2 separate regions of the Mus musculus genome follow, and region 2 is linked to region 1. The links are chromatin loops, found by intact Hi-C in ENCODE. Cell type or tissue: left cerebral cortex. All regions are shown on one strand. Each heading gives the region's core, and the rest is flanking DNA. Links, peaks and the distances in the headings are about the cores only. Region 1 has its middle 44 kb from the start of Gm34196. Region 2 has its middle 25 kb from the start of Ccnh.

Region 1 (15,990 bases), core at 5,066-13,065:
CAGAGACTACAAAAGTAAATGATATCAGTCCAAACAGACATCAAAGAGTTGAAATGACAAAGATCAATAAAAACAGAAATATTTAAATAACTTACAGAAAAGTCCTATAAAACCAATAAATATCTAGCAAGCTAACAAAAGCAGAAGGAAGGAAAACGACATTGACGCAAGGACAGAGCAGGTGAGGGAGTAGAATTGAAGAGAGAGGGTGGAAAGAAAGGAAAGAGCAACCATGAAGGAGAAAGAAAGAGAAAGAGGACATGAATCATCAATGTACTATCATTTCAGATCTAGAGATATAAAAGAATGATGAGTACTGTTTTATACAACCAAGTTTGACGATTTGAAAGTCTTGAACAAATTCACTAAGAGCCACAAACTCTAAACGTTCACACATTTTAAAAAGGATTATTTTATCCATAGTCACTGGAGAAATAAACATCATAGTTAGAGAGAAATAATTTTGTCTCCAGTATGAATAGTATGAATACTATATATTTACTTCAGAAACTACAAGACATTTCTTATTCATTAAAATATCCAATACAGTGTTCATCCCAGACTAAAGCTATAATTATAAGAAGTGATATTCATATATTAATAACTTTTCTGAGCATATATACAATAATTCTCAATATCTGTAACAGAATGGAGTAATGTGTGAAAAGTAAGATAACCAAATCCAACCTACCTTATAAAACAATACTAGTTATATATTTTACATTCATACAGTAGAATACATTATACTAGCAAATTAAGAACAAAATGAATATTAATATGCAATTTGTATAGAAAATGAATTTGACAAAAATTTGACATGTATTCTTGACAGTAAGAACAAATTACAAATAGAGTGTAGATTTCTTAACCTGCCAAAGGTATTTACAAATAAAGTCATAGTTAATGCCCAAATTAGGTGTAAAACACTAAAAAGTTTCCATTAATACTAAAATAAGGCAAAGACATTTGCTATTTTTAATCTTAATTGATATTACATTATAGGTATCATCCAAGACAACCAGAAAAATGTTTAAAATCACAGAGACCGTAAGCAAATGAAATTGTTCATTCTCACTCATAATAGGACTGTCTACTATTTTATATGATCTACAAAGAAATAAACAGTAGAAACAATAAAGAAATCACAAAAGGAGACAACTGTGGATACAGAAATCCTAAGAAAGCAATCAGGAGTCATAGATGCAAGCATCACCAACAGAATACAAGAGATAGAAGAGAGAATCTCAGGTGCAGAAGATTCCATTAAAAACATGGACACAACAATCAAAGAAAATGCAAAATGCAAAAAGATCCTAACTCAAAACATCCAGAAAATCCAGGACACAATGAGAAGACCAAAAATAAGGATAATAGGTATGGATGAGAATGAAGATTTTCAACTTAAAGGACCAGTATATTTCTTCAATAAAATTATAAAAGAAAACTTTCCTAACCTAAAGAAAGAGATGCCCATGAACATACAAGAAGCCTACAGACCTCCTAATAGTTTGCACCAGAAAAGAAATTCCTCCCAACATATAATAATCACAACAACAAATGCACTAAATAAAGATAGAATGTTAAAAACAGTAAGGGAAAAAGGTCAAGTAACATATAAAGGCAGACCTATTAGAATTACACCAGACTTCTCACCAGAGATTACGAAATCCAGAAGGTCTTGGACAAATGTTATACAGAACCTAAGAGAACACAAATGCCAGCCCAGGCCACTATACCCAGCAAAACTCTCAATTACCATACATGGAGAAACCAAAGAATTCCATGGCAAAACCAAATTCACACACTATCTTTCCACGAATCCAGCCTTCACTGAATAATAAAGGGAAAACTCCAACACAAGGATGGAAACTATACCCTAGAAGAAGCAAGAAAGTAATCCTTCAACAAATCTAAAAGAAGATAGCCACAAGAACATAACCCCAACTCTAACAACAAAAATAACAGGAAGCAACAATCACTATTGCTTAATATCTCTTAATATCAATGGACTCAGGTCTACAATAAAAAGACATAGACTAACAGACTGGCTACATAAACAGGACCCAACATTTTGCTGCATACAGGAAACCCACTTCAGGGACAAAGACAGACACTACCTCAGAGTAAAAGACTGGAAAACAATTTTCCAAGCAACTGGACCTAGGAAACAAGATGGAGTAGCCATTCTAATATTGAATAAAAATCAACTTTCAACCAAAAGTTATCAAAGTAAAAGTCTACCAAGATAAATTCTCAATTCTGAACATCTATGCTCCAAATGCCAGGACACCCACATTCATAAAAGAAACTTTACTAAAGCTCAAAGCACACATTTCACTGCACACAATAATAGTGAGAGACTTCAACACCCCACTCTCAGCAATGGACAGATAATGGAAACAAACTAAACAGAGACACAGTACCAAATGGTTTTAACATATATTATAGAACATTTCATCCTAAAAACAAAAGAATATGCCATTTTCTCAGCACCTCATGGTATCACAAAACTGTCCTTAACTAGTACAAGAAGATTGAAATAATCCCACGCATCCTATCAGATCACCACAGACCAAGGCTGGTCTTCAATAACAACAAAAACTACAGAAAGCCCACATACACATGGAAGCTGAACAACACCCCACTTAATGATAACTTGATCAAGGAAGAAATAATGAGATTAAAGACTCTTTAGAATTTAATGAAAATGAGGGCACAACATACCCAGACTTATGGAATATAATGAAAGCAGTGCTAAGAGGAAAACTCATAGCTCTGAGTGTCTCCAAAAAGAAACTCGTGAGAGCATACACTAGCAACTTAACAGCACACCTGAAAGCTCTAGAACAAAGAGAAGCAAATACACCCAAGAGGGGTAGATGGCAGATAATAATCAAACTCAGTGCTGAAATAACCAAGTAGAAACAAAAAGAACTATGCAAAGAATCAACAAAACTAGGAGCTAGTTCTTTGTGAAAGCCTGTCCTTCCTTCCTTCCTTCCTTCCTTCCTTCCTTCCTTCCTTCCTTCCTTCCTTCCTTCCTTCCTTTCTCTCTCTCTCTCTCTCTCTCTCTCTCTCTCTCTCTCTCTCTCTCTCTCTCTCTCTCCCCTCCCTCCCTCCCTCCCTCCCTCCCTCCCTCCCTTCCTTCCTTCCTTCCTTCCTTCCTTCCTTTCTTCCTTTCTTTCCTTTATTCTTTCTTTTTTATCAAATATAGTCCAACAGGACTGAAAAAAGAAACTTTAAAAACTGAAAAAGGAAACTTTAGTTGAGAAAATGTCTTCATCAGATTGTCTAGCAGGAAAAGATCATTGAGTATATTTTTGACTGGTGATTTTCTATTGCAAGTGTCATCCCTGAACAGCTGAAATAAGAACCCAGTGTGCACAAGATAGTGATTCTATTCCTTCATAATCTCTGCTTCAGTGCCTGACTCCAAGTTCATGTTTGATTTCCTGTCCTGAGCACCATTCATAATGTACTGTAAGATATAAGATGAAATAAACTCTTTCCTCAAGAAAAGAAAAGAGAAAGAAAGGAAGGAAGGAAGGAAGGAAGGAAGGAAGGAAGGAAGGAAGGAAGGAAGGAAGGAAGGGAAAGAAAAAAATTGGATGATTCCTTCAGCATTCTGAATACTAGCAATTTTCAAACCGTAAATCTACAAGGAAAACCGCATTCATTGTGAATATAAAATTAAGTTAGTTATTTTCTTTCCCCTTTTTTTTTTTTTTTTGTTTTGTTTTGGTTTTTCGAGACAGGTTTTCTCTGTATAGCCCTGGCTGTCCTGGAACTCACTTTATAGACCAGGCTGGCCTTGAACTCAGAAATCCGCCTGCCTCTGCCTCCCGGGTGCTGGGATTAAAGGCATGCGCCACCACACCCGGCATTAAGTTATTTTCAAAAGATGAAATACCTTGAAATGATTAGCCTATATACTTTGTCAGTGATCTTGTGGGAAATACTCTCCCACCAAACACAGCAAATAGTAATTGAAATCCAGCTTTGAGAACAAGGACTAGATGATGAAACTCAAACTTTTTAGGATTAAAAGAGAAACTGTAAGTAGTTCAATAAAGATAAATATCCCAGTGTTTTAAAAAAAGGACAAACAACCTATGGGAGCCTACTTAACTTACTAGAACAGTCACCTCAGAGCATTTGTCACTGTAACTATAGGTGTGGCATCATGACAGGGAATATCAAAAGTGATTCAGGGGGCTTGAGCAGGAGCGTAATCCAAAAGAACATGGTGATTGTGATAAAAACTGCATGGTACTGGTATAGAGACAGACAGGTAGACCAATGGAATAGAATTGAAGACCCAGAAATGAACCCACACACCTATGGTCACTTGATCTTCGACAAGGGAGATAAAACCATCCAGTGGAAAAAAGACAGCATTTTCAACAAATGGTGCTGGCACAACTGGCGGTTATCATGTAGAAGAATGCGAATTGATCCATTCCTATCTTCTTGTACTAAAGTCAAGTCTAAGTGGATTAAGGAACTCCACATAAAACCAGAGACACTGAAACTTATAGAGGAGAAAGTAGGGGAAAGCCTCGAAGATATGGGTAGAGGGGGAAAAATTCCTGAATAGAACAGCAATGGCTTGTGCTGTAAGATCGAGAATCAACACATGGGACCTCATAAAATTGCAAAGCTTCTGCAAGGCAAGAGACACCGTCAATAAGACAAAAAGACCACCAACAGATTGGGAAAGGATCTTTACCTATCCTAAATCAGATAGGGGACTAATATCCAACATATATAAAGAACTCAAGAAGGTGGACTTCAGAAAATCAAATAACCCCATTAAAAAATGGGGCTCAGAGCTGAACAAAGAATTCTCACCTGAGGAATACCGAATGGCAGAGAAGCACCTGAAAAAATGTTCAACATCCTTAATCATCAGGGAAATGCAAATCAAAACAACCCTGAGATTCCACCTCACACCAGTCAGAATGGCTAAGATCAAAAATTCAGGTGACAGCAGATGCTGGCGTGGATGTGGAGAAAGAGGAACACTCCTCCATTGTTGGTGGGAGTGCAGGCTTGTACAACCACTCTGGAAATCAGTCTGGCGGTTCCTCAGAAAACTGGACATAGTACTACCGGAGGATCCAGCAATACCTCTCCTGGGCATATATCCAGAAGATGCCCCAACTGGTAAGAAGGACACATGCTCCACTATGTTCATAGCAGCCTTATTTATAATAGCCAGAAGCTGGAAAGAACCCAGATGCCCCTCAACAAAGGAATGAATACAGAAAATGTGGTACATCTACACAATGGAGTACTACTCAGCTATTAAAAAGAATGAATTTATGAAATTCCTAGCCAAATGAATGGACATGGAGGGCATCATCCTGAGTGAGGTAACACATTCACAAAGGAACTCACACAATATGTACTCACTGATAAGTGGATATTAGCCCAAAACCTAGGATACCCAAGATATAAGATACAATTTCCTAAACACATGAAACTCAAGAAGAATGAAGACTGAAGTGTGGACACTATGTCCCTCCTTAGAATTGGGAACAAAACACCCTTGGAAGGAGTTACAGAGACAAAGTTTGGAGCTGAGATGAAAGGATGGACCATGTAGAGACTGCCATATCCAGGGATCCACCCCATAATCAGCATCCAAACGTTGACACCATTGCATACACTAGCAAGATTTTATCAAAAGGACCCAGATGTAGCTGTCTCTTGTGAGACTATGCCGGGGCCTAGCAAACACAGAAGTGGATGCTCACAGTCAGCTAATGGATGGATCACAGGGCTCCCAATGGAGGAGCTAGAGAAAGTACCCAAGGAGCTAAAGGGATCTGCAACCCTATAGGTGGAACAACAATATGAACTAACCAGTACCCTGGAGCTCTTGACTCTAGCTGCATATGTATCAAAAGATGGCCTAGTCAGCCATCACTGGAAAGAGAGGCCCATTGGACATGCAAACTTTATATGCCCCAGTACAGGGGAATGCCAGGGCCAAAAAGGGGGAGTGGGTGGGTAGGGGAGTGGGGGTGGGTGGGTATGGGGGACTTTTGGTATAGCATTGGAAATGTAAAAGAGCTAAATACCTAATAAAAAATGGGGAAAAAAAAGAAAATAACATTTCCCAGAAAAAAAAAAAAAAAAAGAACATGGTGGGAAGTAAGGAAGGGAGAAAATGGGGGTCACTTCTCGCAGGGGATGGTATGCATATTTGAATAGTCAATGAATCTGAAATGAACAAGGAAGACACAAGAAGAGCTCATCTCAACTCCCTACTGATGGAATGGTTAAACAGCTGCTAAGAACAAGGGGCCATGGATTAGGAGGGAAAGATAAGCAAGTGATGCACATAGAAATTTTAGTGTATGCTATTTCAAACCACCAGATTGGTGGGCCATATGAGATATCCTGGACTTATAGAGAGACTAATGTAGATTTTAAAGATGAAAGGACCAAATGGATCTCCATCTACAGGATAGATTAGAAAAGTAGACTTAAAGGGGAAGGCTTTTAATTGCAGGTGGTGCCCTAAAATAGGTAGGAAGAGTGAAACCTGAAAGAAAAAACAGAATCAAGGCAGCTCGATATTAAGTGTGCTAGAGAAGTTATGGGTCTGAACCCATCACCGTGTCAGATAAATGTAAGATCACATGCTTGATTTCATTCACCATGACTCTCTACTGATCCACTGAAATCAGAATGTCAATGTAGCAAAATTAGTGGTATAGGCAAAAAAGGTAACCTTTTGTCCTGGACAATAATGCTGTTTATTCTCTGGGTTGAATATTGAGGAATATTTTCTAAAGAGATGGGGAACAAATAGGAATGCTATTGCAAGAGAAAGAGAATCATATGGTTGGGAAGAATGTCTTGAGATTTGAAACAGAGCCCCTCCTTAAAATTAGCTGCTTGTTAAATAACCTGGGAATGCTGTTATTTTCCATCAGGTGGATACGCACTTGGTTTACCAGTGAACCATGCCATGCAGCTGGCCTGGGAAATCCCAGGGTGCAGTAACTCAACAGGTACTGTGAGTCCTGAGGGATCATACCAACTGCCAGGTTCTGCGCTTTGATGGTGGTTCTCCACCAGAAGACATCTCCATGTGAGTCAGAGAGGCCTGGTGGGCATCCTCTAACTCTTACCTGGTCCATACTCCTTCTCTGCTTCCTGAATCACTGTTCAACAAAGGAAACCCTGAGCTTTCTCTTCTCCCTTATCCGGCTGCAGTAGCAGGAAGGAGGCTCTTGATCCTCTCCCTCATTTTCTGGAATTGTGAATACAAAGGTAGAGAGGGAAGAATCATGGCAAGAAAGAAAGATGCGATTACAAACAAATAAACAAACAAAAAACCCAACAACAACAAAACAAAAAACAAGAACAAAATACAAGCTTTGAAGCATTCAGATCATAATTTATTTTCTGTATCCCAAACTATGATGTTACACATGCAAATCATGATATTTAAAAAAAAAAAGCATTTTCCCCTTGGTAACAAAAAAAATAATCAGAGCTAAGTCAGATATTTGACTATTGCAACTAGGAAATGAAAGCTTTTGTCTGGAAGATTCTTAACTACTTAAAACTTTGTTTCATCCCTTAATGGCCTGTTTTACAAGGCAGGTCACATCCCCAATTTAATCATCATTACCCAAGGCTTATTCACTTAATAATCTCTTCTTCAACTTATTTATTTGTCATAGAGGTAGGTTATATCACAGTTCTGATGGCTTCATAATCAATGAAAGGAAACCCTGATATTTATCTTGTCCCCAGAACAAATTAGTATTTTAGATGTGTGGAATGTTATCATTTTTATTTATGTAAATTATTAGAAACTTTTTAAAGATTTGACATTTCCCTTTAGATTATGATTATAATCATCAAGGTAGTTTAAAATAGGAATCAAAATAGAAATATCACGAGGCCATTAACATTATCAGTTTAATAAATATTCCTTTTAGCACAAACTAGAATTAAATACCGGAATTTTTTTCTGTTTCACCTGGATACGTTCAGCCCTATGTGCAAAATGTTAGTCAATTTAAAAAGTAACTTTATTTTCTATTCGCAGCATAACATAAAACCATTTAGAGATGTGGAGCTCGTCTGCCTGACTAGGAAAAGCAAGACAATTTACACGAGGTCTTGTGCTGATGAAAACCATATATGCTCTTTGCACTGTGTGTCACATTGCATCTTTTTTTGTGTGTGACAGCACTGGACTCAGAAATTAAGCACAGCAGGAAGGAACCTCTTGCATAGATTCAAAATACATGTCCTGACATTAAAGCCAGCCTGCGTTAAGAAGGGGAGAGTTGGAGAGGCCCTCTACGGTCGTTAGAGGATACTAAACTGAAGTCAGTGATTCTCCCCTTTAAAGAATGCTCAGAGGGATCTTGCCAGCAGCAAGCCTGGTGTGTTGCAGACACATTCCTACTGGAATGCAGACAAGACTATTTCCAGTATTGCAAACCAAAATTTCCTGACATTAAAACAAAAGTCATTTCCACGATACTATGTAAAGTTGGTCTGCGTCCTTATAGCCAATCTCAGTGTGGTCATTCATTCACGGGGCTTCTGAACTCCACCTCCCCCATTTGTTGGCATTATTGGCCAGCGATCCACAAGAGCAGAAAGAACCACAGTCGTTATGGCAATTTTTCTAGAATTTTTGCTCATCTAATTGTTTATATTTAATTTCTTTTAAGCAATAGGTTCTAGGGTTCACTTTTCATTTTCATGTGTGTGCATGTTAGAAGGCACCTATGCACATCTTTGTCCCTGAAGGTCAGAGAGGAAGTAACATTGCTTGGAGCTGGAGTTACAGGTACTTATTGCAACCAGAAGGGGGTGCTGTGGACTGTATCATGCTTCTTTGTAAGATAGGTAAGTACTTGTAATGGCTGAACTAGGCAGGTCCCATTAATAATTTGTTTATCTCCATAATTTCGTACAGCTTTTATTATTGGATATTCAAGTCATTATATACAGTGTCATTAACTAGAAATTCCCTTTTTGTTGTTACAAGGTACTTTTATATTTTTTTTCCTTAAAAGTTGTATTGCAATATCCATCCATCACTACCTCCTGTGATCAACTAACTACCTGTAGTGCCTCCATTCCATCACCCTCCCGACTTCATGCTGTCTTGTCATTTTTCATTCTTTGGAATATGGCTACTGGCAGGTTACTCACGCCCCCACGGGTACCCACAGACCCATGGACCCATTCAGCAGCACTAGTCAGATTTAGTGGGTTATTGATAACAAGAACTTGCCAAAAAATTTTTTAACAAGTGGAATTTTGACTTATCAAAAGCTCCAATTTATTTCTATAAGAGGCTTATTTTGCTCCCTTGACACAGAGTCTTACTTGGTACCTAAGCTGTCCCAGAAAATGGTTTGTTTGCTCTAAATTTTAAAATGTATGGGGCTGGAGACATGGCTCTTCCAGAGGTCCTGAGTTCAACTCCCAGCAACCACATGGTGGTTCACAACCATCTGTAATAGGATCAGATGTCCTCTTCTGGTGTGTCTGAAGACAGCAACAGTGAAAATTATACATAAAATGTATTAGCACAAAATTGTTCAAAGTATTAGAACCTTGAGTCTAAACAATAAAGCCTATTTTTTTTCAAGGTCAAAATATTTTGAGTGGAAAGTACACTGGTTGTCTGTGTTCTTTTTTATTTTTTTTAATATTTTTTTTAATTAGGTACTTTCTTCATTCACATCTCCAGTGCTATCCCAAAAGTCCCCCACACCCTCGCCACCCACTCCCCCACCCACTCACTCCCACTTCCCGGCCCTGGCGTTCCCCTGCACTGAGGCATATAAAGTCTGCTTGGCCAATGGGCCTCTCTTTCCACTGATGGCCTACTAGGCCATCTTCTGATACATATGCAGCTAGAGACACGAGCTCCAGGGGGTACTGGTTAGTTCATATTGTCGTTCCACCCATAGGGTTGCAGATCCCCTCAGTTCCTTGGTTACTCTCTCTAGCTCCTCTGTAAACTTATCCAGTCCCAAATTCTATGTGTTGCAGTGAATTATAGTTAGCATAGCCCTCTAACGCCAAGGAGCTCTTGTAGGTTCTATGCTTTCACTATCAACTACATATGTATGTACTCACGCATCACAAAAAAAAAAAAAAAAAAAACAACAAAACAAACCAAAAAAAGGGGGGGGGGGACAACAGAGTTGAAACCAGAAAAATAGCCAATTAGCTTTAGGACATCTTTCACAACATGTGTCTTTCTGTCTGCATTCCCCCTCTCTCGTTATCTAATGCTCTTTTGGCCACCTTCTACATGTTCTAGTGTCTTAGGGTTTTTATTGGTGAGGTGAAACACCATGACAAAGAAACTTGGGGAAAAAGAGTTTATTTGCCTTCCACTTTTCTATCAATTTTTCTTCTAATAAGCAGCAAGTATCTTACATTTCAGACTCTTGTTTCACTTCTTATGTAATTTTGATTTTAAGGTCATTTAAAAATTATATTTTGGTTCTTTGAGGCAGGATCTCATGTAGCCAAGCTTGTGTCAAATTTACTATGTACCCAAGGATGCCTTTGATGTTCTGACTCTCCTATTTGTCTTCCACATGCTGGGAACCCAGTGTAAAACCCCACATCTAGACTATATGAGCTTTAAGAGCAAAGCTATTGTTTTCCATTCTGTTAAAGACACAGTGGAATATATAAGGGCAATAGTGATACAAGTGGACAAGAAGGAAATAAGCCAAGTTGACAGCTTGGTATCAATAAATGATAAGAATTAAAACTGAAAGTCACACACACACATATTTATACACACATATGTGTCTAAAATCCTTACTCTCATGTCATCATCTACAGTGTGTTTAGTTCTGATTATAACATCTTTTTGTCAAAATAAGATGCTATACTATGCTATACTATATTAAATATGTATATTAGTTGCTTGATCCAAATGACATAAATATTAAAATATCAACAATCAATTTGAAAGTTTGTAATTATACATACACAGGAGCATTTTCCCTAAATAAAACACTTGTGTGTGTACACACAGCAATAGCCTGTGAACCATTTACAAAGACTGACTTCCATCTGGCATCGATGCACATAGACTTGTCTCTTCTAGATATCCTTCCCACTGTTCGTCAACAGATGCCTCAGGCATTTGGTGGCACAGAGCAAAAGGGAGAGAAATATCCACCCATACTTCAATATTTGGCAGATTAAAGCACCTACCATCTAAAATATAGTTTTTTTAAAAGTCTAAATACAGCTGAAAATCTGTTACATAATTATGGGGGGGGAAAGGAAGAAAGATGTAACAACTACATTTTTGCATGGAAATATTTAGCTGTTCTGGGTGATATGCAGGCTGAACAGAGGGTCAGCTTTAAGGACCAGAGTTTCTCACTGTTGCTATTCACTTGTCACAGTAGTTATTAGACTCATACCTACTAGGTGTTCTTGCTGTTTTACTAGCCTTTGAAAATTTAAATTATCTAGAAGCAAAAGAGAAGTAAAAGGCTAGAAAAACTGAAAAATTAAACTTTTAAAAGACGTGTTTTTTGCCTGGTGATCATCAGTCAAGCACCTAATAATAAAATAAATATAGATTTTTCTTCTCCAGATAAACAGTCATTACTTTCATCTTACAGTGAACACACAGTAAGTGGGAGAACAGTGCACTCAGTGCACTTCATGATCATGTGTAAATGATTTACCCTGCCAATCCAAAGGAGTAATAAACCTGTGTAGCCCAGGGCTGGAGCTGTCTGTGTGCTTGACCAGGTGTGGTTCTGTACATACACAGCCACCTGTTTTCTGGATCACAATGTAAGTGCAGAAGAATACCTGGCTGTGGGTTTCTATCAAATATCAGGACAATTCAAAAGCTTGTTTAGTTTTAACAGTGTTGTCATTTGAATCAGTGCACAGCAAAATGACAATGCAGAACTTTAATAATCTGTAAGTTGAGTGATAACAAGTGATAGCTGTAAAAATAATAAATACAAAGAAAGAAAAGCGAAAAGCAAAAGTGCTGGATACTAAGAGTTTCACATGCTTGCTGAGGCATGTACATATATGTACACATAATACACACCACACATTAAAATAGATCTGGCCTATTAAGAAAAAAAAAAGTATGTCCTGAAATCGGTACTATTACACTTCTATAGTGGTATCCAAAAGTCAGTAATGGCACTTCAAAGAGCCTGTGAGAAACAGAAAACACAAGTTTGGAAAGTGACATGACGTTTGTGTGGCACACCTGTTTTAAGTTGCAGAAGTCAGCTGTGCATGGATGTGTCTGGCTACAACATGAATTCACATTGGTGGAAAACAGCTGCATATCACTTGGAAACATTTTTTTTCAAAACTGAAATTTCTTCAATGGAAAAATAGAGCCATCTTCATAAGTGAGAATTCTTTATTATCTATAGGCTATTTCCCATATAACTTAAGTTTTAAAATGCAGTTTTATGGTCTAGGAATTGTCTGTTCTTAAAATAAAAAACCCTAAAAAACTAAAAAAAAAAAATCTGCAATGAATAGATTCCTTTTAAGATACACTTTACAATTTGATAGTGGGAACTGTTCTTTATCACTAACAAAGCAGGGGAGGGAAGATAAAGTAAGGACAGAGGGGGAAAAATTAAGTTTTTTTTTAACTGAAAAAATAACTCCCCTTTGAAGTATTTGTTGCTGCTTCCATCAGTAATTAAGATCACTGAGTTTGCAAAGAGCCCCCAGAGGCTGTCCTTACAGCTCCCAGCCTTTCTTTCTTCACAGGTTTGTTCATATTGTGTTGCAATCCACTCTTCTTTCTATATAAGAAGATGAGCTCTCTCAGTTCGATTAGAATTAGAATTCTTTCCCTTGGGTTTTTGAGACTGAAGATCACAAATATGCCAAGGTTTCCAAGGAGATATATGAGGATATGGAAATGGATTACCTTAGGAAAACTAAAGGAACAAACTCAGATCTCAAAGTAGCAGTCCCTAGTGCTCAAGTGGTCTATGGTTACTATAGTCTGTCCTTTCTAGAAAAGATAGCTAAAATAGGAAGACCTTAAGATATGAAATGGTGCGATCAACATTTGTCCTCGTCTACCATCTATCACCGTGTTCATTATTGCATGCAGCATCGATGAAAGAAACTGAGAGGCAGACAGAAAGCATGAATGCTAAAATATAATCTATGAATTTCTACTGAAAAATGAATCTGGCTGCAGTATAAGGATGGTTCCTCCACAAAGACCCACAATGTGCTTTGTTTACCAGCTGCAAAAATAATTTGCATTCCAACTAAGGTGAATTTAGGCAGGGAAATTGTGGCTGAAAGTTATACTTCACTGTACTGTACTACACTGTACTGCACTATGCTATGCTAACCTACTTATGGTTTGTAAGTCTATCAAGCACTTAGTATTTTACAGTTCCTTATCTTCTATACCTACCATCCTACTGAAAACTTTCATGTGATTTGTGACATTGCTCAGCAAAGTAACTGTTTATTTTCAATAGGCTAGTCTTCCAGGGCATTGCTGAATAGATACATGCTGTTAAATATCTAAATGTCTCTTCTCATTCTCCATAGCTCATCACTGTCGAGCTATGTCAAGTAGTCTACTGTCTGCTAGGCTCTGCACTGTGGAAGATGATGCCGATTAGTCGACTATTATCAGCCAAACCTACTCCACAAAAAACATATTATCTTAAATTATATAAAAAGAACAAAATAGTCCAATTAAGAGATAAAAGAAATAAATTTTGTTCTTTAAATTATGATCCACTGCATTTTTCTAAACTACACAATAAATTATGGATTGGTAGAACAGGAGCTTTGTGTTGATTGAACTGATATGGAGATCCATAACACCATCACCTAAAAATAGACTCTGGCTTCTCTTCAAAAGGAACACTCAAGGATGCACTGGGGTTTGGGGTAACTATTATGCTATTGCATGTAATTACCTCAAGGCCAAAGCTGTCCCAACAAAATTGCCAGTTTTGAAAGTTTATATGGTAATGTTGTTTTATACATTAGTGTTAATGTGACATTTTCTGATTGACATTTTCTGATTTTTCAAAAACAAATGTACTGACTGACAGAAATATATTTTTAATAGTATATAGGAGATTACCTATAGAACTTTTCAGTTACTTGTTAGTTAAAAACTCAGTTGACTTGAACATTTCATGTTAACACTTGTCTATATGCTTGCCCCTCTTTATCCTTATCTTTTCTATTTAAAAATAAAAATGAGTTTTACATGAAGAAATAAATACTTTGATTAATGAGATGATCAATATATTTTAATAAATATTTCAGAACAAGTAACACATTATTTGGTGTTTAACTATTATACAATGTCCATTTTTAAATGAATACAAAACATCCATGCTTCCAGACAGTTTATATATTCATTACCATCATAAACATCAGATAGGATTTAAATTATATGGGACCTGAGAAAAGTTGAAGCAAATCAAGTGAAGAACACACAGTATCATTTGGATTGAATCAGACTTAGATAAAATGATAAAAGGTTTTCCGGAGTTTAAAAACTTTTCTGTGGAAAATCAAATAACCCCATTAAAAAATGGGGCTCAGAACTGAACAAAGAATTCTCACCTGAGGAATACCGAATGGTGGAGAAGCACCTGAAAAAATGTTCAACATCCTTAATCATCAGGGAAATGCAAATCAAAACAACCCTGAGATTCCACCTCACACCAGTCAGAATGGCTAAGATCAAAAATTCAGGTGACAGCAGATGCTGGCGTGGATGTGGAGAAAGAGGAACACTCCTCCATTGTTGGTGGGATTGCAGGCTTGTACAACCACTCTGGAAATCAGTCTGGGGGTTCCTCAGAAAATTGGACATAGTACTACCGGAGGATCCAGCAATACCTCTCCTGGGCATATATCCAGAAGATGCCCCAACTGGTAAGAAGGACACATGCTCCACTATGTTCATAGCAGCCTTATTTATAATAGCCAGAAGCTGGAAAGAACCCAGATGCCCCTCAACAGAGGAATGGATACAGAAAATGTGGTACATCTACACAATGGAGTACTACTCAGCTATTAAAAAGAATGAATTTATGAAATTCCTAGCCAAATGGATGGACCTGGAGGGCATCATCCTGAGTGAGGTAACACATTCACAAAGGAACTCACACAATATGTACTCACTGATAAGTGGATATTAGCCCCAAACCTAGGATACCCAAGATATAAGATACAATTTGCTAAACACATGAAACTCAAGAAGAATGAAGACTGAAGTGTGGACACTATGCCCCTCCTTAGAATTGGGAACAAAACACCCATGGAAGGAGTTACAAAGACAAAGTTTGGAGCTGAGATGAAAGGATGGACCATGTAGAGACTGCCATATCCAGGGATCCACCCCATAATCAGCATCCAAACGCTGACACCATTGCATATACTAGCAAGATTATATCGAAAGGATCCAGATGTAGCTGTCTCTTGTGAGACTATGCTGGGGCCTAGCAAACACAGAAGTGGATGCTCACAGTCAGCTAATGGATGGATCACAGGGCTCCCAATGGAGGAGCTAGAGAAAGTACCCAAGGAGCTAAAGGGATCTGCAACCCTATAGGTGGAACAACATTATGAACTAACCAGTACCCCGGAGCTCTTGACTCTAGCTGCATATGTATCAAAAGATGGCCTAGTCGGCCATCACTGGAAAGAGAGGCCCATTGGACACGCAAACTTTATATGCCCCAGTACAGGGGAACGCCAGGGCCAAAAGGTGGAGTGGGTGGGTAGGGGAGTGGGGGTGGGTGGGTATGGGGGACTTTTGGTATAGCATTGGAAATGTAAAAGAGCTAAATACCTAATAAAAATGGAAAAAAAAGAAAAAAAAACTTTTCTGTGCACGAACTTCTTGAGGGACTCAGATGTTATGCAATTGTCTACAGTTTACAAAGAATTATAGGCCTCAGTACTATCCATCTT
Region 2 (15,990 bases), core at 3,851-11,850, 210 kb after region 1:
AAGAGGAGGCAGAGTGTAAGAGCCACAGGGAATGAAATAAATCAACCTAGCACATCTCATATGAATTCACAGAGACTGAAGCATCAAGTACAAGACTGACACAAGTCTGCACTAGGTCTTCCACATATATATCATAGCTCTTAATTTAGTATTTTTATGGGCCTCTGGAGTGTGTGAATGAGAGGGTCTCTGACTCTTTTGCCTGATCTTGGGATTCTTTCCTCTTGATGATTTACCTTGTCCAACTTTGATATGATGTTTTCTCTTTATCTTACTTTATTTTATTTTGTTATATTTTGTTTTTACCTCTTAGTAGCCTATTCATTTCCAATTCGAGACAGAAAGAGAGTAGATTTGTGTAATAGTACCCAATTAAACACTCAAATTGATCCAGGGTGCACTGCAAATTCCTTGTGACCTGCTCCAATGTTCTGAGCTCCCAGATAAACACACAGATGCCCAAACACACACACCCAGCCTTTATATTTTGATATGCCTAAAATAACTTAATGGTTGGGCCATTTCCTAACCTCAATGTGGCTAATCCCACTCCCTCCGATATTCCCTAGTTATTACTTACTAAAATCTATATTCCGTCTTTGTTGCCCTAGACCCAGTCTAGCAGCCCTCTCGTGTTAGCGGAAAATCAAATACTACTATTGTCCCACTAAAGGAAGGTACAAATAAGATAACCTCCTTGCAACATTCTGTTATATGCATACATTGGTATCTTGCTCATTCTTCATTAGAGAATTTCCCTCCTGCAGTAGATGGGAACAAATATTGAGACCATGGCTGGGCAAGGTGAAGAGAGTGAGAGACCTTGAAACAATCAGTCTTAAATGCCATGTCTCCATAAAGCCCCTCCCCTCAGAGCTCAGGGAACTTTGTAGAAGAGGAGGTAGAAACGTTGTAAAAGCCAGTAGGATGTAAGACACCAAGGAATGGAGCCCTTCTGGTCACAAGAGGATTGAGGCTCATAGGAACTCACGGAGACTGTGGCAACATGCATGGGACCTACATAGGTATGTGGTAGATCTGGTCCCTCTAAAAAGAGTAGATATAAGGACAAACCCTTACCTCCAACTCAAAAACTATCGCCAATTGGTAACTGCTTGTAAAAGAAAATTAGTTTTCTTCAATGGAGTCTCATTGGGTATACAAATCACATGTCCAGTAGTAGATGGTCAACAGAAAGTAAACTCAATGGGATTGGGGGTGATACTTTTATTTCACAATGCTTTGTCTGGGATTTAAAAAAAACATATCTTTTGCTTATATATTATAGTTTCAAAAGTAAAACAAAACAAAAAGGCAAAAAAAAAAAAAAAAAGGGAGAAATAAACCATTTCCCAGGAGGCATTTTAGGGTCTATAGAAACTCTGGGGTGCTTTTCCTTAACACTATAGAATTCATTTGTAACCGACACATTGGAAATTCACTCTACATTTCTTTAAATTTTCTTAACTTATTTAATGCCAATTTTTAACTGTTTTTTAACAGTTTTGATGCCACAGTAAAGGCTATGACCATATTGGGCCTACGACACTTTATCAAACACACCATATGCAGAGGAATTTTATGGGTATCACCATTTCCATGAATGAGTCTAAAATGCATAAATAACAATTTAAACACACACAATGCCTTGCTTTTAGTTTGTTTGTGGGTTTGGGTTTTGCTTTCTATTTAAGTTTCATTGTTTCTGTGTATGTCCTAAGTGTTTACATATGGGAGTCCACCACAGCATGCATGTGATAGTCACAGGACAACTCTGTAATATCAGTTTTCCCCTTCCATATTTATGAGGGTTCCCGGAACTGAACTCAGATCATTGCCTTTGCACTGGACAGCACTTTCCCCCACTGACTCGTCTCACAAGCTCAAGGTCTTATCTTTTCTAATGTATGCTATGCCTTCCTTTTAATCGTCATCCTTCGTCTACATTATATAATGTAAAACATTTTCTAATTTGGTCTTTTATAATTAGAAAAGGAAAGAGAAGAAGAATTAACAAATAGTATGAGAACCTCACTTTTCCCCCTAGATTCTCCATCAGTCCTCTATAGATGAATTTAAATAATCACAAAATTTTTGTTAGAGCCGTGTACATTTTTACAATATGTATCCAAGAGAAACCAAGGCTTTAAGATATTTCAAGAAAAAGATGAAGTTGCAGTTTTTCTGAAGAACAAAAGTCAGTGTGGGTACAAAAAGATATAAGCAACAGGTTTGCTAACACAGTGCACTTAGTGACTGCCAAAGTAAGAATCCGCTTAATTTTGTCAAACTCCAGAATTCACTGTTCTGTGCTGTTCCCCTAGCTTTATAAAGTCCGCCTGCACACCTGAAAGATCATAATGAACCTCTCACTTTATGGGAATCTCGTGCAGAATGTCAGGAATGCCTACTGGAACCCTGGGGGCAGATTGTGACGGCATCAGTTCTTTTGAAACTGGGACAGATGTCTGTGCATCAGTTACCATACAAGGGCGGTAGTCCTTTTGTTCTTTGCTCAAGATTAAGGAAGGGGCATGGGGGTATCAAGTTTGACATGCTGCAGGAGCTTTCTGACTGCAGCCCTAAGAATTGTGAGACACAGGTACTTAGAAGGTGATCCATTGTATTCTCTGCATTGACATACACTTCAGGATGTTGAATAACAGTATAAATTTGAATGCAGGATATAGGTTTTTTTGTCATATATCATGTTTAATAGATGTATTTAATATTCACAATTGAATACTAAAGTTATATTCCCTTGAAGCAGTAGAGGCATCAAGAAAGAAAGAAAAATGGCATGTTATCTTTTCTGACATGTGAATATGGGAAGATATTCAGAATAAATACGGTCTTTGTCATGACAGGTGTGCTTAGGGAAAGCAGAGGGTGGTTACCAAAAGCATAAAAGGATCAGATGAGGAATCCATTGAGCCTGGTTCTGTTCATGGTTTTGACACCAAGCACATAACCCAAGACAACCTTCAGTCATTCACCTTACTTTCCTCAACTTCTATGGCAGCATATTTGTATGGTCTACATTAAATTTCCCTAAGCTTTTTATGATGAGGAAAAAAAAAAAAAACCACCATCACAGCATACTATATAAAACACACATTGGTCTAATAGTTTAACAGAATTAAAAAAATGTAGGAAACTTTTTCTTATAGACTACAAACACTATTTTAACTAGCAACTGGAGATTATCTGTATCATGTATTCAAAACTAGAAAACACAAGAATTGCATCTTTTTAAACAGGACTGAAAGTGGAACACTGTCTATTGAGTTGAATCACATGTCAACTTTCAATTCAAAGGATCTGGATTAAAGTCATGTCTTCCTACCTCAAAGATCCATAGTAGGAGTGAATCTTCCTACTCCAAAGTAAGCAAAAATTCCTCATATATCATGTTTAATAGATGTATTTAATATTCACAACTGAATACTAAAGTTATATTCCCTTGAGCACTTCAACAGGTTGGGCACTCTATTTTGGGGTTTTAGCTATTTCTAGATGTAGTCAAGTTAACAAAACAAAACAAAACAAAACCCCAAAACAAAAATAACAACAAAAACAACAAATCCTCTGTCATACCCTTGCTATTGGTTGCTTCCCAGAGGAAAGACCCTATTGCTGAAAGTACCACACACTTTGGACCTAGGATTTGGAAGAATCAAGTTGAACTGGAGAAGAATACAGCCTCCTTCTTGAAAACTAGTGGTTATAGTATCTGAGGGTGATAATGCAAATTACCAATCGAGAAAAGTGACCATTGGTCCTACCCATTTGTATAGCATGTAAGCCACACCCATGCTGGCCTGGCAAGATACCGTCATTTATACAACAGTAGCACTTTTATCTTAAGGACAACTCACAGTTGTCTGATTGGACTTAAGCCCTACCTAACAAAATAAATTCTATTTTTTAAATTCTTATTTTTCAGCATAAAATAAATTCTTGCCTCAGACTATAAACCTAGCCAACTAACAAAGAATGTAGAGAGGTCACAGACCCTAGAGAAAAACCTACTAGTCTTTTTCCAAACCAATATCACTTCTAACTATAGTTACAATACCCCTGTGCTTACAGATAAAGTGCAGCTGCCATCCCTCATTAGCAGCTTCTTTTACAGGAGATGGAGATAATTACAGAAACCCACACTTCTCAAACTCATGGCCTCTTCTTAATTATTAATTAATTAATTATATATGTATGTATGTATGTATATAAATATAATTGCATTTTGTATATATATATATCAACTTACCAACTCCATTTTATGTTGCTCATATGTACATGTCTTTAGGGATGACTACTTGGGATAGGAAAACCTATCAGGGGGCTCAACCCTGGAGAAAACAGATTCTAAGCACCCATTATTTCCTGTAGCACTTCATGTAGAGGTAAGACCCTGTGGCTTAAAATACAGAGGGAAAACATGATCATGAGGTGTCCCACCTCTCCTGGTAGAACTTTTGCAACCCTACCTCTAAGCCTCAGTCAGCATCACAGAAGAGGGGGCAGAAAGACTGTGAGAGTCAGAGGATCAGGATACCCGCTGTCTGATAATATCTTCTAGACATCACAGGAAACAGCACCTATGAAATCTCAACAGAATGGTTGCCCAAATAAGACCTGTATAATGGCAATACCAATTGATATGTCAACACAGGTGGGGAACTCTATCACAAGGTCTTACTTCTCAAGAGCAACACCAAATCGACTTGGTAAGTTGGTGAGTTGATACATATACACATATATATTTGTATATGTGTGTGTGTATATATGTGTGTGTGTGTGTGTGTGCGTGTGTGAACAATTATATGTATATAAAGAATTAATAAGTAATTAAGAAGAGGTCATGAATTTGAGAAGTATAAGAAACAGGATAGGAGAGGTATTGTAAGTAATAGTGTTGGCTTACTTATTTCAATGTGCCTTCTTATTTCAATGGCAGATGAGAAATTCGTCAGACATGATGCATTTAATAAAAAAGAATTTAAAGAAATAATTCCTGGATTTGAATAAGAAGAGCCAATGCCTGGACACTCTTGGAAATATCTTCCATGTCCTGTATGATTTTGCTCTATATGCCAGATTTTAAAATATAAACACTGATGTCAAGCAGTTTCTGTAATAAGACATTGAGCTCTTGGTTTCTGGACTCTCTCAGCAGCCCACTGTATGTGTACGTATTTGTTTGGCCTGTCTCAGAGACTTGACAAGGAGAATCATGTAAGTATGCTGGGGCTCAATGTTGTCGGCTGTGCTGTGAGAAATTAAGTCCTTTGTCTCTGACCTAGGAATTTCCTATCATCCTCTAATATTCTGGAAGTATTAACAACTCTGGCAAATTACAAGTAGGTAGAGTTGATATCCTAAGCCTGTATTACACATAGCACATCACAGTGTGTTATGATCAGCAACCATTACTAACAGCAGAATGTTAATCCCAGAAGAAAGAAAAAGCACCGGTAATGGAGGAAGAGAAGGAGGAGGAGGAAGAGGAAGAGGAGGACAAGAAAGAGTCTATCAACAGCAATATATTAAACAACTGAAAGTCCTTTTCATTTAAAGTTGTGAATTGATTATATCAGCATCTTTAGTTTATATTTTATAAAGAAGGTAAGTTGTTGTTCAAGTATGCAACTTGAATGCTACATAGGAAACCAGAACCCATATATCTAAAAGCCGCTATGTTTTTGGGGTGATTTTTTTATTTGTTTGTTTGTTTTTTGTTTGTTTGTTTTTATGAGACAGGTTTCTCTGTGTAGCCCTGGCTGTCCTGGCACTCACTTTGTAGACCAGGCTGGTCTCCAACTCAGAAATCCTCCTGCCTCTGCCTCCCAAGTGCTGGGATTAAAGGTGTGCGCCACCACCACCCGGCGCCCCTACGTTTTATAAGCATGACTCTGAAGCTTCAATATATATATATATATATATGCTTGCTCTATATAAACAAAATATATTCTGTACACATCCCAATGTCCAAGGACCTTCAACCATAAAACATTCATATCACCAAGTATGAATTTTCTAATATAGTAATTAAAAGCAATAAAATTCCCAGCACCTAGGAGCTCTAGACTGGAATATCAGGAGTTCAAAGTCTTTGTCAGTTACACAGTAAGTTTAAAACCAGCTTAAGCTTCATGAGTACCTATCCCAATAAAAATAAAATGAATAAGTAAATAAAATTTACTAGTATCTATTGTCTTTACTAAAGAATAGTGTTAAGACTACTCAACATCACAAAAACACAAGTTAATTTTTTGAGCAGCATGTTTGAATTTACGTTAGAAAAGCAAAACCTCTTGGTTATTATTGTGTATAAATGCTGTCCATATTCCAAATATGGATTTCAGCTTGTCTTAGTGTTCTATTGCTGTAAAGAGATACGATGATCACGGTAACTTAAAGAAGAAAGCATTTAGTTGAGGACTTGTTTACAGCTTTAGAATGTGAGTCCATGACTATCATGGGATAGGAGCACAGTAGCAGGCAGGCTGGCATGGTTTTGGAGCAGTAATGGAGAGGTTACATTTCATCTGTAACTTATAGACAGAGAGCCAAAGACTGGGCCTGGCATGGGCTTCTGAAACCTCAAAGTCTTACACACCAGTGTGTGGACACACTTTCTCCAAGAAAGTCACACATCCTAATCCTTCCCAAAGTGTTCTACGCACTAGGAACCAAACATTCATATATGTAAGCCTCTAGGGACTATTCTCACTCAAACCACCACAAGGCTGGAAGGCTTTTCCCTTATGTAACAGCTGTTGTTGTCAGCTTGACACACTCCTATGGGGGATTTTTTCCTGGTTGTATTATTTGAGGTCAGAAGCATCACTGTAAATCTGGGCCACACCTTCTGGTTCACTTGAAAGGACATGGAAAACTTCTTGCCTGCTTCTCCTCACTCTCAATGACAAGTTCATCTATTCTGTTCCCAAGTCATTCTTTCACTGCTGTTAGAACCTACTTCTTTGAAATTCCAATGTTGACTGAAAAGTGCCCACAATCTAGGACCTCCATGAGACTCCAGTACCAAATTGGGATAGCTGAAACATTTAATCTTGTGGACTGAACAACTACTGTATTCTTGATCTGTCAGCCAGGAGACAGCCATTGTTGGGACTACCTGGACTACAGCCTGTAAGATTCCACTTATTCTATAAGTTATGTTTCTTTAGAGAGCCCTGAGTAACATATCTTGTTTCCCTGAAATAAGATGACTTTTCTGGACCTCATTATTATTCTGGACCTTAGCACTTTTACCTACATGATCTGGTTATTCAAGAAAAAAAAATTAATTACTGCCTTTTAATCACTGCATTGGCAGGAAGGTATATTAGTATTTTATATCAGTTTTTTCTTCAATCTACTAGTTTGTCTCTGATTTACAGGACATTTAAATCTATTTACATGGTTGAGTTTGAAGCTCAGTGATAGAGCACTTTTGTTTGATACCCAGCCCTCAGTATATGTGTGTTGGTGGGGAGGGGAAATCAGCCTTAATGATAAAGGTTGATAGCATGACAGCATTTCTAGAACGAGAACTATTATCAGAGCAAACATTCCGAATGACTGTCCAGGGTCTTACAAATTCAGAAAGAATGCCTGGAGCATAATTCACATGCAAGCAACGCTTTTGTTGCTTCAAACATTGGTACTAGAGTTTAAATTTAGAGTGAGAAAAGAGATAAAGGAGGAGCAGCGGTTCCTGAGGAGGTTTCAAATGTTACCTCGAAGTTGAGTCAGTTGGCAGAACATAGAATCCCTAAAATCTATGCAAGGTTTGCTGGTTGATGAGATGCTACATGCTGTACTCCACTCCATGGAAAGGTAAGCAAACATTTAAGATGTGTTTGTCATAAATAGATATTCCTGCATTAAATATAAGAGAGCTGATTTATATTTTTAATTTTGCCATTCAATAAATATTAATAATTATCTACTCTATTCATTGTTGGGCATATCAGCACAAGCTTAGACGTGTAGACAAGTCTGAAGTTTAGAAATCTGGAAGCAATTCTATAGGCTGAGTTTGCACAGATTGAAGTAGGTGAGAGTGGTGATGACAGTCGGAAGGAAATGGTCAGATGTTATAGAAGGTCTGCTCATCATGTGAAAGAGGTTGATTTTATCTTTGAGTCAGTGAGGGAGCCAGTGAATGCTTTTACCAAAAATACAATGCAACTAGATTTTTTTTTTTTGGAACATTTACAATAGTAAAGTATGCAGCATCAATTTCATTATAGAACTACCTGTGGAGCCTTAAAATCCATCACTGCCCATGTATCACCGTGGAAAGATCCTGTTCACTTAGGCTAAGGAGTAGACAGAGTTTAAAAGCTGTCCAGGTAAGCACTTGGCTTTAGTGCAAAACCCAGGTCTGAGAACTACTACTATTGAAAGCAGACTGGGTCAGAACAACATTTCAGTGTGCTAAAGTGAGAGATTTCGGAGAGCAGAACACATAGTAGCCGAGAAATCTACATGTAGGACTTTGATTGGCTCGGTTTACAATTAGTTGTTTCACAATGATGAGAATAATAAATCTGGAACCTCCAGGATCTAAGCCACATGGCTCCACCATGTGGATAAACTGTGATATATCAAGGTGGTTGCTTGCTTTTTTTTTTTTCTTTCTGATCCTGCTACTTTTAATAATTGAATGCTAATAGAAACAAACTAAAAACCCAAAACTATTATGTTGATTAAAGGACAAATGTGTTGACTCTTAGAATATTTAGAGCTCAAATACTGCAAGACCTGAATGTGTGTGTGTGTGTGTGTGTGTGTGTGTGTGTGTGTATACTTTCTCTATTACATTTCTTTGGGCACATTTATGAAAAGAGTATTTACTTGCATTTATTTCATCTAAATGTGTTAGATAGTGAAGTGGAGTTGCATATAATTTTTGGTAGAGATACAGAGTTGCTATGAGGATTTTTGAAATGCCAAACACTTAAAACTGCTTTTTATGTCTCCAGGATGCCTTTCAAGTAGCCTATAATCACATTACATTTATTCTCAAGATATACTGAAATAGTTCAGGTAGAAATTTCTGTTGATTAGAAGAAAAGCAAAATAAATTGGCTAATTTTTACTGTCAAAATTCTTCTTCATCTTGCTTAACTACTTAAAATTTCTCTTAAAAGGCTTGAGTGTATGATTCTTAGTGACAAAATAAACCATTTTCATAGTCTGTAAACTTTCATACATGATTGCCTATTACAGTTTATTGATATCTCCTCAAGAAAATTCTGAAAATGAGATTAAGAAGAGAAATTAATATCATATTCTTAATTCTTTGGTCACCCAGCAATTTGCATAGTAAGCAGTTTCTCCATTCATAATTGAAGTGTAGTGTTTGCTTTCTAAAGGCTTGCAGAAAGCTTAAATATCAACCCTACAGTCTGACTTAATATATGAATGCAAAGATTTTTATTTTATTTTGTAATAGTTTTGTGCTGGAAGATGTATGATCCTTATCATCACTAGAACAATTTAGAGAGACATAGAAGTAATTGGGATTTAAGCTCAATGGACCTAAAGAAACTCAAATAAGTATAAGTTTGAAAGACGATGTGGTCAGGAGCTATGACAAGAGAGAAAAATCTAGAAAGAGAATGTAGTCTACAACCTAATAGCATGACTTCCCTGGGGAGCAAGATGGGAATAAACCTGGGGCCTGACCTCCTAGATCAAAGTCAGCATTTTAACAAGATCCCCCAGGTGACTTGTATACATACTAAACTCTCAAAACCAGTCTCCTGGGACAGCATTGAATTAACTGTACTCTATAATGGGTCAGAGAGTAAATATTTTAGGCCTTGCAGGTCAAGTGCTCTGTATCCACAGCTGTAGCCTGGAAGCAGTGCTGGATGACAGCAAGCAAATGAGTGTGGAAACTGGTGGAGGAGCACTTAAATGATAACTCCTCTCCCTGTCCAACTAACTCTTTCATGTTCAAAAACAATTGTTGTCATGACTGCTTCTCATGATTCCTGGCACTTCAGGTGCTCAATGGAACTGTTTCCTGGGCTGGAGGTTACAGAAAGAAGATTGGGTTATAGGATTTCTCAGCATCCATAACTATGTTCATCAATTTTTTATATAAACACATGCTCAATCACAACAATGGACCAGTGTGAAGTGGTAATAGAGAAAAATAAAGTATATGTGTTGGATACCGTGAGCCAGCCAATTACGAGAATTTGAGAGCTGGGTAACTCTGAACACAATCTAGAACACCTCTTGGAAGCTGTGTTGGTTGTTTTTTGTTAACTTTGTTTAACTTTGTTAAACTAGGGTCATCCAAGAAGAGGGAATGTCTACTGAGAAAATGTCTCTATCACATTGGCCTGTAGGCAAGTGTAAGGGGCAAATGTAAGGGTCCTCTGGATTTTGGAGAACCTAGTCTACTGTGGGAAGTTCTAATGGCTTACCTAAGCTCCTAGAAAGGTGGGCCTAGATGAAAGAAGGCTGAGCAAGTCATCAAAAAAAGCAAGCCAGCAAGCATCATTCCTCCACAATCTCTGTTTCTGTCCCTTTCTCCAGATACCTGCTTTGATTTCCTGTCCTGACTTTTCTTCATGATGTTTATATGTCATAAGATGAAACAAACCCTTTACTCCCTGTGTTGATTTTAGTCAGGGTATTTATCACAGCAATGGAAAGCAAATGAGGACAAAACAGAAACTATATAGTGAAAGTTTTGGTTGTTTCACTGACACTGAAGAAAAGTCATCAACAGAAAAAGATGACACATTGAGTACTTTCTCTCTCTCTCTCTTTCTTTCTCTCGCTCATTCATCTCTCATGTATAACATCCTGACTGCTGTTTTCCCTCCCTCCCCTACTTCTACAAGTAGCCAAAAGAGTCAGAGACAGCACCCACCCCTGCTGCTAGGATGCCCACAAGACCACCAAGCTATTCAGTCACAACACATATCAAAGGTCCTAAGTCAGACACCTACAGGATCTCTGATCTCTGTGAGCCCCTATGAGTCTCAGTCAGCTGATTTTGTGGGTCATGTTCTTATGGTGTCCTCTGGTTCCTAATAACTCTGGTACTGCACGTGTCTTGATGAAGACCTACAGTCTGAGATTATTGAAAATAAGATGCTGAATTACTTTTTGTGTCTGATTAAATTGTAACCGAAGCTCAACTTCCTGCCTCATGGGGCACTTATGTCAAACTGAAGGCACTGGTTAGGAAATAATATCATATAATATGGGATGAAGAGGAGTGAGAAGATCAGGAAAAAAACTGCTGAAATTGAGCCCCTAAAGTTTATTCTTTGCTAACGGAAGTTTCACTCCCTTTGCTCACAGTATCAACCTCAATATTATAGTGTAAAACTACCAGGTCTGCACTGTCTGAGCAGCTTTAATGACTGTCACTGTGGATTCGTTTCAAGACCCACTTCATTGCACTTATCTCTTCTTTGATTTTAGACTTGTAATTAGACTCAGGTCCTACAAGCCCTAAATGAAGTACAAAGTGTGACCCATGCAAAAAAAGAGCTGCAATACGGAAAAATTTCCTAGCTTTTCTACTTCATACAGGTATACATACAGAAATTATGGATGGGAGTGGATGGAAGAGTGTGCGATAATGGCAGAAGGAGGAAAAAAAATGGATAGTTCTAGATAGACTTTGCAGTGGGGGCTACAATTACCTGGGATATGGATTTGCTTTTCTTGCATTCAGTACTTTTACATGATACTTTATCCATTGTTTAAACTTTATTGTAACCAACTTCCCTGTACAATAATCATGGTAATGGGCTTCATACTCGATGTATGCGGTAGAACTTGCCATGTTTTTCACCATCCCAGAGCAGTAGTTTTGATAAAAAGCTTAGAGTAGTATTTTGAAGATTAATTAATAACATTAAATTTATAGCAATACTTTTTAGGGCTGAACCTCAGGCTCCAGAAGGTGTTACATGCTCTGGGCTTCCTTAACAATGGCTCATGGCTCAATGAATATAAGTAAAAATACGAACTGTGACAATCACAATTACTTTTTTTTTTCCTTTTTTTTCTTGGATCTTTTATTTATTTACATTTCAAATGTTATCCCCTTTCCCAGTTTTCCCTCCAGAAACCCCCTATCCCATCCTCCCTCCCCCTGCTTTTATGAGGTGCTCCCTGACCCACCCACCAACTCCTGCCTGCCCACCCTGGCATTCCCCTACACTGGGGTGTTGAGCTTTCACAGGACCAAGGGCCTCTCCTCCCACTGATGTCCAACAACACTATCCTCTACTACATAGGAGGCTGGAGCCATGTGTACATTTTGGTTGGCGATTTAGTTCCTGAGAGCTTGGGGGGGGGGGGTCTGGTTGGTTGATATTGTTGTTCTTCTTATGGGGTTGCAAAGTCCTTCAGCTCCTTCAGTCCTTTCTTTAACTCCTCCATGGGGAAACCATGCTCAGTCCAGTGGTTGGTTGGGAGTATCCGCCTCTGTATTTATCAGGCTCTGGCAGAGCCTCTCAGGACAAACCTATATCAGGTTCCTGTCAGCAAGCACTTGGCATCTGCAATAGTGTCTGGGTTTGGTGTCTGTATATGGAATGGATTCCCATGGGGGACAGTCTCTGGGTGGCCTTTCCTTCAGTTTCTGCTCCACACTTTGTCTCCTTATTTCCTCCCGTGAGTATTTTGTTCCCTCTTCTAAAAATGACTGAAGCATCCACACTTTGGTCTTTCTTCTTCAGCTTCATGTGGTCTGTGAATTGTATCTCTGGTATTTCAAGCTTTTGGGCTAATATCCACTTATCAGTAAGTTCATACCATGTATGTTCTTTTGTGACTGGGTTACCTCACTCAGGATGATATTTTCTAGTTCCATTCACTTGCCTAAGAATTTCATGAAATTGTTTTTAATAGCTGAGTAGTACTGCCAGACTGATTTCCACAGTTGTTGTACTAGCTTGCAATTCCACCAACAATGCAGAAGTGTTCTTCTTTCTCCACATCCTCATTAGCATCTGCTGTCACCTGAGTTTTTTATCTGAGCCATTCTGACTGGTGTGAAGTAGAATCTCAAGGTAGTTTTTATTTGCATTTCTCTGATGACTAAGGAATGCCACGGCACTCCGGTTGAGTCAGCTTGACAGGCTGTGAAGCCTAAAAGCCACTCACAAGGCAAAGAGTTTCAAGGAAGATCTCCTCCTGGAGTTTTGGCATTCTCATTCTCATACTCTATTCCCGAGTTAGTCTGGTGTATGGATCTACGAGCTCTCTTTTAATATTTTATTATAAATGCCTCTTAAGATTAATTCTGTTATAGTCAGTTTCCCCAGTGTTCCAAGATCCCAGAAGCTGCCTAGCTTAGAATCCTGTGAGAAGGCAGCAAGGAAGTTAACCTATTCAGTAACTAATTAAACATTACAATAGATGGAGCCAGTGGCTCAACTGGTCTGCAGAAAGAGCCAGGGAATCTCACTGAGATAGAAATCTTTAGTACAGGCTACATTGCATACCAAAAGCACGTTGGTATACTCTCCTGACAAATGGAGATTCTCCAGATAAGTTAAGAATTTAGCCTTCCCGAGGTTCAAAGGTATTAACACTAAAGTGTGAAATTCTTGCCTGTCATTAAGCTGATCCTAGGCAGGACTGCTTTATATTTATTGTAAAGATTTACCTGGTTCCTGTAATTCCTGTTGCAGTCATTCCTTTGTTTTGTACCTGGTAACTTCTAAGTACCTTGCCTGATGTGACTTCCAACCCCTTGTATTCTCTGTACTATAAAAAGTTTGATGCTTGACCTGACAAATACATTCAGATTCTACACAACCTCTCCTGTGTGCATCTGTCTGTCATCTCATCCAAAGCTTTGCCCACCTGTGACAAGAGACCCGTTCCACACAGACATAGGGACCCAGAGGGTCTGCGGCAGTTGAACATTTTTTTTTTTTTTTTTTTTAGGCAGTTCTCAGCCATTCGATATTCCTCCATTTAGAATTCTTTGTTTAGCTCTGCACATCCCTCCCCCTTTTTAAGTAGGGTTATTTGGTTTTCTGGAGTCTAACTTCTTGAGTTCTTTGTATATATTACATACTAGCCCTCTATAGGATATAGGATTGGTAAAGATATTTTTCCAATCTGTTGGTTGCCATTTTGTCCTATTGACAGTGTCCTTTGCCTTACAGAAGTTTGCAGTTTTATGAGATTCCATTAGTTGACTGTTGATCTTAGAGCATAAGCCATTGGTGTTCTGTTCAGGAAAATTTCCCCTGTGCCCATGTGTTTGAAGCTGTTCCCTACTTTCTCTTCTACTAGTTTCAGTATATCTGGTTTTATGTGGAGTTCCTTGATCCACTTAGACTTGAGCATTGTACAAGGAGATAAGAATGGATCAATTCACATTCTTCTACATGATAACTACCAGTTGAGCCAGCACCATTTGTTGAAAATGCTGTCCTTTTTCCACAAGATGGTTTCATCTCCTTTGTCAAAGACCATGTGACCATAAGTGTGGGGGTTCATTTCTGGGTCTTTACTTCTATTCCATTGATCTACCTGCCTGTCTCTCTACTAATACCATGCAGTTTTTATCATGATTGCTTTGTTATACAGCTTGAGGTCAGGGATAGTGATTCCCTGAGAAGTTTTTTTTTATTTTTGAGAATAGTTTTCCCTATCCTGGGTTTTTGTTTTTTGTTTTGTTTTGTTTTGTTTTGTTTTGTTTTGTTATTCCAATGAATTGCAAATTGCTCTTTCTAACTCTATGAGGAATTGAGTTGGAATTTTGAAGGGGATTGCATTAAATCTGGACTATATTAATCCTGCCAATCCATGAGCATGGGAAATCTTTCCATCTTCTGAGATCTTCTTTGATTTCTTTCTTCAGAGACTTGAAATTCTTGTCATACAGATCTTTCACTTGCTTGGTTAGAGTCACACCAAGGTATTTTATATTATTTGTGACTATTGTGAAGAGTGTCCCTTCCCTAATTTCTTTCTCAGCCTGTTTGTAATGACCACCTAGAAAAATTTGTGCTCTCTGTTCCTATGGCCTTACACTTTCCTTGATTCCAAAGATAGGAATGCTCCCTTGAAGAGACACAACAGTGAGTCCACTGATCTGGAAGTTAAGACTCCTGATCATTTAGTTTGTAGTTCTCTAGTCTCTGAACGAACAGGCAAAGGTGTAACTGTGCTGAGATGACTGATCCCAATTATCTGTGAGAAATAGTGTTCCGTCAAGGGTTATAAGAAAGGGTGAGCCTGGTACATAGGAGATTCTTGGAGTCTCTATTGCAAGTACTATTACAATTATTACAAGATCAGTAACAAAAACATGGAAAATGACAATAAATCAATCCAGCTAGAACTACTAATGCTCTAGACCTTCCTGAGATAAATATTTGGTTTATTCCATCAGGTAAGTAATGAGCTGAAGTGTTTGTTACATGAAATAGAACACAGAAAGGATCACAGAAGAATGTAGTTATACATATCACTTATAATTATGTAACCAATTTCAGTAATGAAAGCTGTAACTGATAGTAGTGCTCCCTTTTATTCTGTTATAGACATTTGGTTTTGGTATACATGTTTGTGCTAGTATGTGACACAAATATATATTTCATATTGATATGTATATGCACATATATGTTTCTGTTTTCTTCCTTAATTTATTCCATTATTATATAACTCAAAATGAATTGATTTACACTTGTGTTGCAGTAAAATTTGACTTATTAACTATACATGATAGTACTTCAGTTCTAGGAACAAGAAATGCAAACATCATTAAGGACTTTGTCTCTTTTTCTAGGGAAGCAAACAGTTCATGTTTACTCAAATGTGATATAGCTATGTTATATTACATGGAATTGCAAGATCCCATCATGTTACTTGAAAATATGGTATTGTTTATTAGAATGCATATCCAACTTTATAAAATGGGATTTGTAATAATTAGTTTTATGTGGCACAAGTACTGTATAGTGATTGGTA

The links. Peaks named below come from ENCODE experiments on the same cell type or tissue, not always from the same donor. Only the 100,000 strongest peaks of a DNase experiment are listed, where the experiment ranks them.
Region 2: a loop joins it to region 1, with 14 times the contacts of the local background. A loop is called at or near these places in 23 of 42 quality-filtered maps.

The regions. Positions count from the first base shown.
Region 1 is chr13:84,942,223-84,958,212 of GRCm38, forward strand. No RefSeq gene overlaps it. Among named protein-coding and RNA genes, the nearest start is that of Gm34196, 44 kb to the left of the region's middle. In left cerebral cortex, for the core only: a CTCF peak has its summit at 8,851 (motif pointing right); DNase peaks (open chromatin) are centred at 8,857 and 11,158.
Region 2 is chr13:85,156,367-85,172,356 of GRCm38, forward strand. No RefSeq gene overlaps it. Among named protein-coding and RNA genes, the nearest start is that of Ccnh, 25 kb to the right of the region's middle. In left cerebral cortex, for the core only: a CTCF peak has its summit at 8,606 (motif pointing left); a DNase peak (open chromatin) is centred at 8,535; H3K4me3 peaks cover 196 bases.